Linked DNA regions of Homo sapiens: region 2 is linked to region 1. A link is a contact called in ENCODE Hi-C data. All regions are on one chromosome and are shown on one strand. Each heading gives the region's core, a stretch centred on a gene start or an enhancer-like site at or near the end of the contact. The rest is flanking DNA. Distances are from core to core; before and after follow the strand shown.

Region 1 (6,599 bases), core at 1,650-4,149:
CCTGGCCCTAATTTTTGTATTTTTAGTAGAGACAGGGTTTCACTATGTTGTCCAGGCTGGTCTCGAACTCCTGACCTCAGGTGATCTGCTCACCTCTGCCTCCCAAAGTGCTGGGATTACAGGCATGAGTCACCACACCCAAAGATCTGAGCTAATAATGCATCCGGTTCCCCATATCAAAGGTGCTGGCAACACTCTAGCCTTTAATTAATTACCCTAAACCTAAGTGGGATAGTTATTTGGCAATACATCCATTTTTTTGCCAACTGAAGCAGTCCAGAGCTGTGATGATACCCCACAAAATACTAGGTTTGTAGGTTTCCCCCACCCTCCCATCTTCCTACCCTACATGCCCTACAAAATTCCTGCCAATGAATTTCATAGTGAGTATGTATGTTGTCATTTTGGGATGGTCCCATAAGAGGCCCATCTGGTGAACTCATCCAACCAGACGGTTTTGTTACTGGTGTCAACCTTGAGTTATGATTCAGAATCTTGAGTATACACTCAGATTCGAAATCCCTACGTAGTAAGGTGTAGGACAAAACATCTGTGCCTTTGAGATGCAGGTGCTTGGACTGGTCCTCTTACTAGCTGTGTGATTTGACAAGTCACTTCACATTTAACCACTCTGTAGGCATGAGTTTCCTCATCTGAAAAAAAAAAAAGGCAAACTAGTAAAAGCTGACCCCTGCAAAGTAACTGGCAGATAGAGGGCATCCAATAACATTCCAGATAGCCTCCCTTCTTTTCATAGAATGCTAGAAGCTACAGGTCCTTAGAAGTCAAGCAGATTCATCTCTCATTTGTATAGATGAGGAAATCAAGGCCCTGGGAGGTGGTCTTTCAGGCAAACAGTGGCAGCTCTTGAGATGTGGGCTCTGGTACTTTATTCAACGTTGGTTTTTTTCACATGAGCCAGCCCATGAGAGATTCTGAGAGCAGGTGGGGACAGTAAAAAGGCAGTCCCATAATTTCTAGGAGCCTCAAACTGTAGGCCAAAGGGCTAGGTAAACAGATCTGCCTTGTTTTAAGTTTGATACAGGCCTTACGGCTCTCTGTTGTTTCTCATCCTCTACAACTAACACATCTTGGTTGGTCGCTGGGCCTATGTATACATTCAAGTTTGGTTTATCCAGACTAACTGGCTGAGCTGCCCTGCCAATAGTTTGGATTATTGATCAACCAAAGGTGAGGGACACACACCCCAGCTTTATACAACTCACACACATGCACACACAAAAGCATCCCCAAGATCACATCCTAAGCTTGGTTCTTGGTCTGCAGGGGAATAATTGGCCCTTTTAAATTTCAGCTTGCAAAGTAATAGCTTTACCCCACTGCATTCTTATAGAATAGAGACTCAGAAAACCACTGACATGTACAGAAAGGCTGAGAACCCCTGATTCCCAGAACTACTCTTCAAGGTTGATTTCAGTAGCCTGTTTCACGTTAGGAAAGAACGTATGCTTTCATAGGAACCAGAGTTCTAGATCCTGAAAGTGAAACTTCATGCTCCATATAGCATAACTGTTTCCTTCCCTTTCTCTTGGGAACAACACAATTCTATTATGGTTACATTTTAAAAACAAATTATGGATTACTGACTAATATCAAATGCTCATTTGTGAACTAAAACTCACCTAAAAGCCATTTCTTTTGTTAGCCGCTGCGCGTTTAAGGGAAAGTAAAGGGGTGAGAAAATGGCTCCCCAGAAATCCTATGGGGCATCCCCCACCCCTGCAATATATCTCAAGCATCAAATAGCCACTCTATGTTAACTACCACCAAACCTTTTCCAACCACTAGGTTGTCACCTTTTTCACAACCCTAAGACAACTATGCAAATACTTTATCTAAATTTTGAGAAACTGGGCTGAGTGAATTAGTAAGCACTATATGAGGAGGGGTTAACAGCAATTTATTAAGGTTGCCTGAAACACCCTAGTCCAAACACCGATTCAAACTCTTATTTAAATATGCTATTTTAAACCTGATTTGCAGCAGGGCAGCAGACCAAATTAAAGCACTCATTTTACTGACCTGAGTCCCAAGCCTGAATTCTCTGGTGGATTATTTTTAATTTAAAAATGAGCTCTTGTCCTATAAAATAAGCAGCACCAAGGAGAAATGCAAGACAGCTTAAATGGCCCAAGAGGCAGCGCAAGTTACTTTTACAAAAAAACTGGAAAGTATTAGTGACATTATCTCCACTTCTAATTTCAGAAAATGACTTTACAGTATACTTCTAGGTTATAACGTAGACAAGTATGTCTGTGAAACTGCTCCTGAAGGTTTCCACGTAATAGCTGCAGGTAAACAAATGTTATAATATGACCACACAATGCAATACTATGCAGCCATTTAAAATACAATGAAGTCGACTAGGTTTCAGGCATAGAGAAATATGTGTGATAATATGAATTTAAGAACAGCAAGTTGCAGATGCCATTTTTGGAGAAAAACTTACATCTATGTGTGGGTATTAAAAAACCTCCCTGACATACACTGACATCTATGATTCTATATTTAGCTGCGAGGGTGTATGTATATATAGTTTAAAAAGATACACACTAAACCTAACAATGGTGGGAAAGGAGGGGAGAGATCTTGGTCTTTCATTTTACTTCTTGTCTTGGTGGCTTGCATTTTTCGCAAGGGCATTGAAAACTTTTTACATTAAATAAAAAATGAAGTGATGAGCTTTAAACAACTGTAACAACAGCTCTTGAGTGCCCTTGTTAATTTCTTGATTGACTGTTTTCACCCCACTTAGTACAACAACGCAGCCACAACTCCTCAGTCCTTCCCAGTCTTTGGAAGGCTAGGAGAGAAAAAGGCGTGGCTTGCAGGGTTTTCTTCTAGCTAGAGGAAAACAGGCTGTAGGCGCCCTTTTTTTAGCTACAATCCCGAGAGCTCCCACGTGTCAGGGGTGCGCAGACGGTAGGCGCGGGGTGCAGGACTCCAATTATCAATTCAGCCGAGCCCAGCGCTGGTAAAGGGGGCGTTTAGCTCGCCCGTTTCCTCCCTCCTCAATCCCCACACAGTCAGTTTCTCGGTCCAAGTTTTACTGGTGCGGCCCAGCCCTACCGAGAGTACCCGAATACACGTCTGCAGAGGACGCGGGCATTGGGCCGGGTGAGCTACGATGTTCTAACGATCAGCAAATGCCAATTAATCTGTTAATTGTCTATTAACAATTATTACTCGGTAAATGTCAACCCAGACCTACACCCAAAGTGGGCTTGAGGGAGGGTGGACGAAGTGTAAACATTTTTTCTTTTTTTTTTTTAAATGAGAGATGCCGCCCGCCTCTCCGGGCCTGCGAGTGGGCTGGCGGATACCGGAGTCCCTGAGGTCACCGGCGGAGGTACGTGGGCTGTCCCTGGGCTTACCTTACAGGGAAACAGGACTGCCGAGGCCACCTTCTCCATAGCCAGGTTCCTGATGCTGGGCGTCAGGGCGCCCCTGCACGTCGGGCAGCAGCTCAACTTCTGGCGGCATTGGTTACACACCAGGTGCCCGGCCTGGCACTGCAGAATAGGAGGCAGGACATAGTCAAAGCAGACCGGACACTCGAAGAGCGAGGTCAGCTCGTGGTGCTGCGGGGACACCGGGCCGGCCCCGCCGCCGCCGCCGGGGCCCGAGATCACCGCCGCCGCGGCGGGCACCGCGGACGAGCCGGGGCCCGCAGCCGAGATGGTGGCGGCGGCCGGGGGCGCAGCCGGGGACGGAGTGTGCTGGGGCTGCGGCGGCGGCTGCTTGCTGCAGGGTTTATTAGCGCTGGGGCCGGTGGAGGACGGGCGGCTCATCGCGCTCCGAACCAACCATGGAACTGCGGGCGCCTGCCTGCCGCGGGGCCGCCCGGGTCAAGGCGGTGCGCGCCCCGCGGGCAGCGAGCTCCGAGGCAACGCCACGGCGCCCAGCCCAGGTCCGGGCGGCGGAGACGCTCGGCGCCCGGCAGGCGGAGGGCTGGACCGCGCTGATGCACTCCGCAGCCCCCGGCGTTCCGAGCACGCCTCCGCGTCGGACCCCGCGCGGTGCCCTCCTCCCGGCGGCGTCCCGGGCCCCGAACCCCAGCGGTGCGCAGAGCCCTGGCCCACCCGCTTCTGGAACAGCCGCTGACGCAAGCCCCGGGGGCGCGCGCGGACGTGACGCCTGGACACGTGTGCGGCCGCCCAGGCGCGCGGGGACTGGCAGAGCCACCCTGCGCCGGGGCGCTGGCTCCGCCCGGCTCCAGCTGGCAGCGCAGGGGGCCGCCTAGCGCCGGCGCTTCCTGCTCGGGCTGCGGGCCGGGCCTGCGCCAGTGAGCATGCCTGGCTCGCTGCAGCCCCGCGGGGTTGTCTTTTCTGGGTTGAGGAGGGGGGCTACTCTCGGGGAAGCGTCGCCGAAGTCCTCTGGCCACACCCCGGGGTGCCTGGCTGACGCGTCCCTCAGCTCAAACGAGAAAGGCAACTTCAGGCGGGGCGGGAGCGTGGACGGTGGGTGGGACCGGACGCGGGCGGGCAGGGGCGGGGCGCGGGCGCCCCTGCACTAGTCGGAAAAAACCGAGAGGTTTCTCTTCTCAGGGCTGAGTCACCAGCACGCAGGAGAAGAGGGCGAAGCGGCCACCCGCGTTCTGTGTTCGGAGTCAGGACGAGAAGCATTGGGTGGGAGCAGGGCGAGGGGCTCGAGTTGGGTCTGCAGCGGGCACAGGACCTAGTTTTGTACAGTTAACGGTGGGGTTGAGTAAAGAGGGGGGCGGTGGGGAGGATGTAAGCTCCCTTTATTCCTTTCCCAGCGGACCAGGAGGAAGCTTCGTTGAATTGAGCGCCCCTGGCTCGTATAGCAGGCCGAGGAGGGAGCTCATGGGCAGCGTTGGCTAAGAGTTCGAGATCATCTAGAAATGTCAGAAACGTAGGTTGGGTCGTGAGGTCTCTGAAGACAGTGGGTGAAACTCCAGTGTAAGGCGCTGCGTCCGCTTGGTAGAGAGCCGGCCGAAGTCCGAGTCTTTGTTGCGAGGCGTAGGGCCACCCTGCGCGCCCAGCAGAAGCGCTAGAGGGCACGGTTGCCCGGGGTGAACCGCATGTCCAAATGTAACTGTGTGCTCCGAGTTAAAATTGTTTTTCTGCAGACTTTGCTTGAGCCAACGATTCCGGAATTGGGGAAAGGGTTACCTTAGGTAGAAATCGGAAATTTATAGGAGACACAGAGGTAAGGACCAACTGTTAGGACTGAGTGAAAAATGGTTCCCTCCAACTGTAAAAGTGGAAAAAAAAATACCTATCTTATAGGTGGGGCAGTGAGGAGTAAATGAGTTTAATATATTTCAAGCTTTTAAAACAACCTCGCCCATCATAAGCACTGTTTAAACATTAGCTCTTATCTTTTAAAAATATTAGTGGATGTTTAAAATGAATGAATACAATTTGTCCAAGAAATATGGCGTAAGAGCCCAGAAGAAATAAAGTTTAATCTTACAAAGGGCTTCTGTAGAAAGAATACATGCATGGAATTGATGGAATTTGGTATAAATCTTGAAAAAACTTAATAGGTGTATTCAATCGTTCAGTAAATGTTTCCTGAGCATTTATCATGTGTCAGCTACTGTTGGAGCTCTGAGAATGGTTCTCATGCAGTTTACATTCTAGTAAGAGAGCAAGGCCCAATAACCAAGCACTCGTGGGAGAAGAAGGATTTCAGATACCACGGGGTGGGCAGGCATTATAGCAGGAGCTAAAAAGCACAGAGTGAAAGCATGTATTCTGGGATTGCATTGGGACTTGGAGGGGATATAACGGGAGTGTAGGGGTGTGGCGTTAGCACAAGGGGAGCCTCAACTGGCTTAATAAGACATTTACCTCAATGATAGGGGTAAACCACTGTAGGGTTTTGTTTGTTTTTTTAAGAACACACAACAACACTAGGTTTTGTAGGTTTTTGGAAGCTCTTTAGTAACATGGCTGAACCTGAGTTTTTGGATAGGTAGGGAGCATAAAATAATAACTAATGTTAATTGAGTGCCCACTGTATGTTGGGCATGGATAGTTTTAAGTATTTATCATAACTCTCTGTGATGAATACTACTGTTATCTCCATTTTACAGTTGAGGAAACCGAGACATAGGTTACTTTGCTCAAGATCACACAGCTGAGAATGTGGGAACACGCTAGGAGCCCTTCTTAACTACTAGTCTGTATGCCTCTAAATTATGCCTGATTCCTACTTACAGTCTTGTTAAACAGTTAAGATTAGCACACTCAACAGAGTCAGAAAACAGTTGTTCAGCCTATAATAAAGCACTAAATTTTGTGGGCAAACTTTACATAAACTCTTTCCTTAGCTGGTCTAGAGAGAAAAATTAAATCATGTTCTATTTATTTCATTTTCACCTTTTTATGACACAAAATATAAGTGATAACACAAAAATCACCTACTGTTTTACTGTTATTGGAGGAAATGTAATATTTTTCATTCTTAATTTAAAATCAAAGCATTTGGAATTTATTAATGGAACACATTTTCTTTCCTTCCACTTCTAGCCTCTCTGTGTGATGACCTCCATCCCCACGGCTTCTTACTAGCTCTCATTAGGAGACTGGAGTCCTCACCCTTGCCCC
Region 2 (6,599 bases), core at 2,107-4,606, 5.0 Mb after region 1:
TGTATATAGTATTGGATTGTTCTCTACTGATCGTATTATTTAACTATCAGTTCCATCAATATATGAACTGGTCTAGTACTTCCTATACAGTACCCATAGTAATTAGTATAACCTTGCATCCATAGTAGGAATTTAAGTATTTAGTAGAAAATTTTATCACTAAACCTTAATATACAGCACTTGGCAGATGTGGGTAAATGGCTAGGGAATATTAAGCGATGTTTTTAAAGTGTTTCATTTAAACTGGGGTAGGCCTAAAGGAGTTAATGAAAAATTAAGAATCCTGCAACTCTCTCAAAAAGAGTAATAATCTAACACACTTTCCTTCCATCAATACAACTAGGTATATAAGAAATGAGATTGGCTGGGCATGGTGGCTCACACCTGTAATCCCAACACTTTGGGAGGCCGAGGCAGGCAGATCACAAGGCCAGGAGATCGAGACCATCCTGACTAAAACGGTGAAACCTCGTCTCTACTAAAAATACAAAAAATTAGCCGGGCGTGGTGGTGGGCGCCTGTAGTCCCAGCTACTCAGGAGGCTAAGGCAGGAGAATCGTTTGAATCGGGGAGGCAGAGGTTGCAGTGAGCCGAGATCGTGCCACTGCACTCCAGCCTGGGTAACAGAGTGAGACTCAGTCTCAAAAAAAAAAAAAAAAAAAAAGAAATGAGATTGAGGCCAGGTGTGGTGCCTCACGCCTGTAATCTCAGCACTTGGGGAGGCCGAGGCGGGTGGATCACTTGAGGTCAGGAGTTTGAGACCAGCCTGGCCAACATGGTGAAACCTCGTCTCTACTAAAAATACAAAAAACTAGCTGGACGTGGTAGCACACATCTGTAATTCCAGCCACTCAGGAGGCTGAGGCACGAGAATCGCTAGAACCCAGGAGGTGGAGGTTGCAGTGAGCCGAGATTGTGCCACTGCACTCCAGCCTGGGCGACAGAGTGAGACTCTGTCTCAAAGGAAAAAAGAGGCCGGCGCAGTGGCTCATGCCTGTAATTCCAGCACTTTGGGAGGCCAAGGCGGGCAGATCACCTGAGGTCAGGAGTTCGAGACCAGCCTGGCCAACATGGTGAAACCCCATCTCTACTAAAAATACAAAAATTAGCCAGGCTTGGTGGCAGGCACCTGTAATCCCAGCTACTCAGGAGGGTGAGGCAGGACAATCACTTGAACCTGGGAGGCAGAGGTTGCAGTGAGCCGAGATCACACCATTGCACTCCAGCCTGGGGGACAAGTGCAAGACTTGGTCTAAAAAAAAAGAAAAAGGAAATGAGATTGAAAATATGCACAAAGGTACATACTCTGGGTTCTGTGATTGGATTATTTGTAATATTATAACTATGTTCTAATTTACACAACTTCCTCCCATAATCCTTCTGAAGTCATTTTTTAATTTGAAATAACCCATGCATCTATTACTGCTTAACTGGAAGAAATGAGTTTTCACCAATTAACACATATATTATTTACCATTCAATGATGCTACAAATATTTATCTAGCACTTACTAAGTAGCAGGCATTACTCTAAGAACTGGGGCTACAATGATGAGTGAAAACAGGCATGGCTTTGGACTTTGTGCTGCTTGGCTGTAGAGCATTTGCAAAGTTATCTTACTCAACTTTCCAGTATTATTTTTTAAAGTTAATGATTCCTTCTGAAAACATTTTCTTCACTTGGCTTCTAGAACACCTGGCTGTCTTGACTTTTTTACTACCTCACTGTCTGCTTCTTCTTAGTCTTTGCTGACCTCCTCTTTACTCCCCAGATTCTCAATGTTATAATCCCCCAAATTCTAGGGCTTCTTCAGTAGCTTTTCTCACTTGCTCTGAGATGTTATTCAAGCCCACGGCTTTAAATGCTACTTAAGGTTTATGCAGGTCATTCCCAATGTTCTATGTCAGGTTCTGATCTCCCTTCAACACCGGACCCCATATCCAGTTGCCAAGGACAGCATCTACAATTCTGCTTAGAAGTCTAATAATGATCTCCAAATTTGCACATCTCCATGTACGTGTCCAAAAAGTTCTCTAGATTTTCCCCAATAAATCATTTATTCCAACTCCTTCTCCTTATCAGCAACTATTACCAGCCTCCTTGGACCTCTTTCTTTGTACCTCACACCCAAACAATTCATATCACCACAATTCTGTGTCTTAGCCACAACCCTCTCTTGCCTGGTGGCCTAACATGTCCCTCTCTTGCTTCAACTCCAGAGGCTTAGTGCTTCACTTAAAAAAAAAAAAAAAAAAAAAGGCAGGGCACCAGTGGCTGATGCCTACAATCCCAGTGCTTTGGGAGGCCGAGGCGGGCAGATCTCTTGAGACCAGGAGTTCAAGGCCAGCCTGGGCAACACAGGAAGACCTTGCCTCTACAAACAAAAAACAAATTAGCCTGGTGTGGTGACAAGTGCCTGTAGCCCTAGCTACTCGGGAGCCTGAGGTGGGAGGATTGCTTAAGCCCAGGAAGTGGAGACTGCAACGAGACATAATGGTGCCACTGCACTCCAGGCGTGACAGAGGGAGACCCTGTCTCAAAAAAAAGAAATCTATTCGGGAGGCTGAGGTGGGAGATCACTTGAGGCCAGGAGTTGGAGGACAGCCTGGACAACATAGCAAGACTCCCAGTCTCTAACTCTAAAAGAAAGTAGTCGATGGGGTAGCGCACGCAACCTGTGGTTCCAGCTACTCGGGAGGCTGAAGTGGGAGGATCTTTTCGGCCGAAGTGGGTGGAGCAGCAGCAGTGAGCTATGATCGTGCCACTGCACTCCAGCTTGGGCCAGAGAGGAATACCGTGTCCCTAAAAAATAAAATTAAAAATAAATAAAAATTAGAAATGCTCTCTCCCAAGGCGTACAGGACTTCCCTGCTCTTCCTCGGTCTCCTCTCTGGGCCCTCCCCAAATGCTCTAATGGACCAGGTGGCATCCCCGAGCTGGGCTGCGTCTCACCCTTTGAGGTGCCCCCTACAGCCCAGCAAGGATCCAGAACAGTCCTTGTAATAATGAGGCCGAACTGGCCCCCTGGCCCGCCCCCGGCCCTCTGCAGCCCCGCACACACGACACTCGCGATGTCGCCCTCTCGAGCTCATTCCCCCGCAGTTTTCTGTCGCTCCCCGGCCCCGGCGGGATCCACGCCTGAGGCCTCACGTTGTTCTCAGGGTCGCTCTGTGCCGCCCCGCGCCCACCACCCGCCCAGACTGCGTGGCCCCAGTACCCGGACTAGGCGCAGGTGGTCGTCTGCCCACTGCGAGATCCGAGCCACGACGTTGGGCTCCATTCCGTCCTTGTCGGCAGACGGCGAGCCGGTGGCCGCGGGCTGCCCCGCCATGTTCCCGGCCTCCTGCGAGCGGCCCTGAGCTCCTCCGGCTGGCGGCAGGGGGCGCCGCTCACCTCGGGAAGGCGGCGGGGTCCCCTTCCCCGCGGACCGGGGTGGCCCCGCGACCTGCAGTCGCCAGTGGGCGGGCCCCAGATATCAGACGTCTTAACAGTGCCCCAACCGCTTTTATGCAGGGTGATTCCACGATGCAGGAGATCTCTGAGCAGCACTGTGGGGGCTGAAGCATTCCCTATCAAGCTAGTAGGATGATTGTCAGCTGGTGACTTCAATTCACTCAGCTGCAACGTGGTTTTCGCAGGTGCCACACAAGGAAGGAAATTGAAGTAATTCATTCCTTCCACCTGCTCCCAAGGAACAGCATATGCATATTTTTTAACCAAATACGACCTGTCCTTGAAACCTATGCATATTTCTTATATTCAAATTGTGCTTTAAAGTTTTAAGAGCTGCTCTGAAAGCCTAATATCACATGCTCTAAATCTTTGAGCTGTTAGAAAACAGTAGTTAATACATTTTAAATAAAACAAAAATTAGATACAGAGCAGTGCAAATAATATGGTAACATTTATGTAATAAAAATATATATTGAGGCCGGGTGTGGTGGCTCCTGCCTGTAATACCAACACTTTGGGAGGCCGAGGCGGGCGGATTACTTGAGGTCAGGGGTTCGAGACCAGCCTGGCCCACATGGCGAAATTCCGTCTCTACTGAAAATACAAAAATTAGCTGAACCTGGTGGTATGCGCCTATAATCCCAGCTACTCAAGAGGCTGAGGCAGGAGAATCGCTTGAACCTGGGAAGCGGAGGTTGCAGTGAGCCAAGATCGTGCCACTACACTCCAGCCTGGGTAACAGAGCAAGACTCCATCTAAAAAAATAAATAAATACTAAATACTATACAAGAAACTAGTAACAGTGACTACCCCGGGAAACGGAAGGTAGGAAAGGGCAAGAGGTTTCACAATCTGCCACCTCTAATAAACATTTTTCAGTGATAGAAATGTCCTGTAGCTTCATGTGGGTATTGCCTGCATGAAATGTGGCTACTGAAATCAAGGAACTGAATTTTTAACTTTATTAATTTTAATTAATTTAGTCACATATGGCTAGTGGCTATTATATTGGAGAGTGCAATTATACTACTGGAGTTTTTTTTTTTTTTTTACTTTATGCAAATATTACCTTTAAAAGTCAAAACAGACTATGTTGTATTCCTAACAATACATATTATGAGTGGTGGCTTCAAGGAGTGTATTGTCTCTGTGTTATAGCCAATAGAAAGTAAATAACAGCCGGGCGTGGTGGCTTACGCCTGTAATCCCAGCACTTTGGGAGGCTGAGGAGGTTGAATCATGAGATCAGGAGATCGAGACCATCCTGGCTAACACAGTGAAACCCCATCTCTACTAAAAATACAAAAAATTAGCCAGTCGTGGTGGCATGCGCCTGTAGTCCCAGCTACTCAGGAGACTGAGGCAGAAGAATCGCTTGAACCCAGGAGGCAGAGGTTGCAGTGAACCAAGATCGCACCACTGCACTCCAGCCTGGGCCACAGAGCAAGACTCTTGTCTCAATAAAAAGAAAAGACAAGAAAGTAAGTAAATAAGAATCGTTGACACTTGGGTCTTGCTTGCTATGCGCCAGGTATTGTTCTAGGTGCTTCTCAGACATTAACTCCCTTCATCCTCCCAGCAACTCATGAGGTAGGCACTATTATTAATCCCAGTTTTACAGAGCAAGTATGCACAGAATGATTAAGGCAGTAGCTAAGGTCACCTAGCCAAGAAGTGATAAACTGGGATGTTGTGCAGGCATTCAACTCAGCCAGTTGGCTCACTCTGTGCAGTTAACCACAACACTGTCTCTTATACAGGCAATTGGCCAAATCACAAAAATACCTACAAATTTCCATCAAGGGTGGAACACAAATGATATTGGGGAAAATCCATCTACAAAGATACATATTAATCCATAATCACTATTTCAAATAAAAATATCTCTGTGTTACTAGATTTAAAATAAATTTAGTTAATAAAAGGAAAGGAAGTGTGGATTTCTTAGGCAATCATTTGCCTAACATTACTCCTTTTGGTTTTCCAATGTCCCATACCTCTTCTCTCCTATCTGCTAGCATTTTCAGTGTCCTAGTTGAAGACAGGTTAGTCCATTCTGCCTACTTTCCATCCCAAAGTCTTTCTTAATATTTCAGATGTCAGCCACCTGGACATCTCTAAGTCCTCTAAATGTCTTTAAGTCTCCTTCAATAATGTTTCAGCATCACCTCACTATGCATTGATGTGAGAAATCTAGTGCTTGTTCCAGGACTTCTGCAGATTAATCAGAGACTTATGCTCCTGAGTTAGATCCACCAAGGCACACTGTTCCTTTTCCTGCTGGTAATTTCTGAAAACTCACTGAATAAGATGATTACATGACCTCAACAGAGAGATATACATGAAAAGCCACACTTAGATTCACTGCCCCATCCCTTAATTTCCTACAATACCATGAACATATCTGTAATAGACTCTTACTGAATGTTTGAAATTAATGAGGTGGAATTATCATTTAAAAAATTGATTGGAGGGCTGGGCATGGTGGCTCATGCCTGTAATCCCAGCACGTTAGGAGGCCAAGGCTGGCAGATCACCTGAGGTCAGGAGTTCGAGACCAGCCTGACCAATATGGAGAAATCCCATCTCTACTAAAAAATACAAAAAAATTAGCCAAGTGTGGTGGCGCATGCCTGTAATCCCAGCTACTCAGGAGGCTGTGGCAGGATAATTGCTTGAACCCGGGAGTCAGAGGTTGCAGTGAGCTGAGATCGCACCATTACATTCCAGCCTGGGCAACAAGAACAAAACTCCGTCTCAAAAAAAAAAAAAATGATTGGATACTAATGTAAGTGTTCCCAGAGACCAAAGAAAAAGAAAAAAGTTGAATATTTCATGAGAATCTCACCCCAGTTTCTAGCCTTGGTTCCCAGTTTCAAAGTCAACCATTCTATTTTTCTTACACAACATACCTCAGGATCAGATGAGGTCATGATTTCCTTGCTCTTCAAACTATTATCATTTTTTCATCCTCTTCAGGATTTCATTGGGGCTGTGATCTTGTGATTTCCTATGACTCCCTCTTATTCACTGAAGATTTTACATCTGACTTAAAGACTTTATCTTCATCTGAATTCCTCTCATTGTTCTCATCTCTTAGTTGTTTGACTGTCATGCCCAGTGACCTTTTCTTCTTCCCCACTTCA

What was found. Hi-C counts contacts between places; a loop is a spot of excess contacts on that map. Pooled maps may share reads with other maps.
Region 2: a map of naive thymus-derived CD4-positive, alpha-beta T cell shows a loop between it and region 1 (9-fold over the local background). The contact joins the promoter of C3orf33 here to the promoter of SIAH2-AS1 in region 1. A Hi-C loop is called at or near these places in 1 of 168 maps with a recorded cell type or tissue (naive thymus-derived CD4-positive, alpha-beta T cell), 1 of 37 single-sample maps with no recorded cell type and 2 of 50 pooled maps.

The regions. Positions count from the first base shown.
Region 1 is chr3:150,759,038-150,765,636 of GRCh38, forward strand. SIAH2-AS1 (SIAH2 and CLRN1 antisense RNA 1) reads left to right here and starts at 2,900. Exons shown (of 3, transcript NR_187306.1): 1 at 2,900-2,943; 2 at 3,302-3,370. It overlaps SIAH2 (siah E3 ubiquitin protein ligase 2), which reads right to left and starts at 4,132. Exons shown (of 2, transcript NM_005067.7): 1 at 3,396-4,132. The coding sequence starts at 3,812. RefSeq lists enhancers at 393-452, 1,687-1,786, 3,603-4,549, 5,068-5,127 and a silencer at 3,658-4,557.
Region 2 is chr3:155,802,922-155,809,520 of GRCh38, forward strand. C3orf33 (chromosome 3 open reading frame 33) reads right to left here and starts at 3,357. Exons shown (of 5, transcript NM_001308229.2): 1 at 3,218-3,357. The coding sequence starts at 3,331. RefSeq lists a silencer at 3,292-3,641.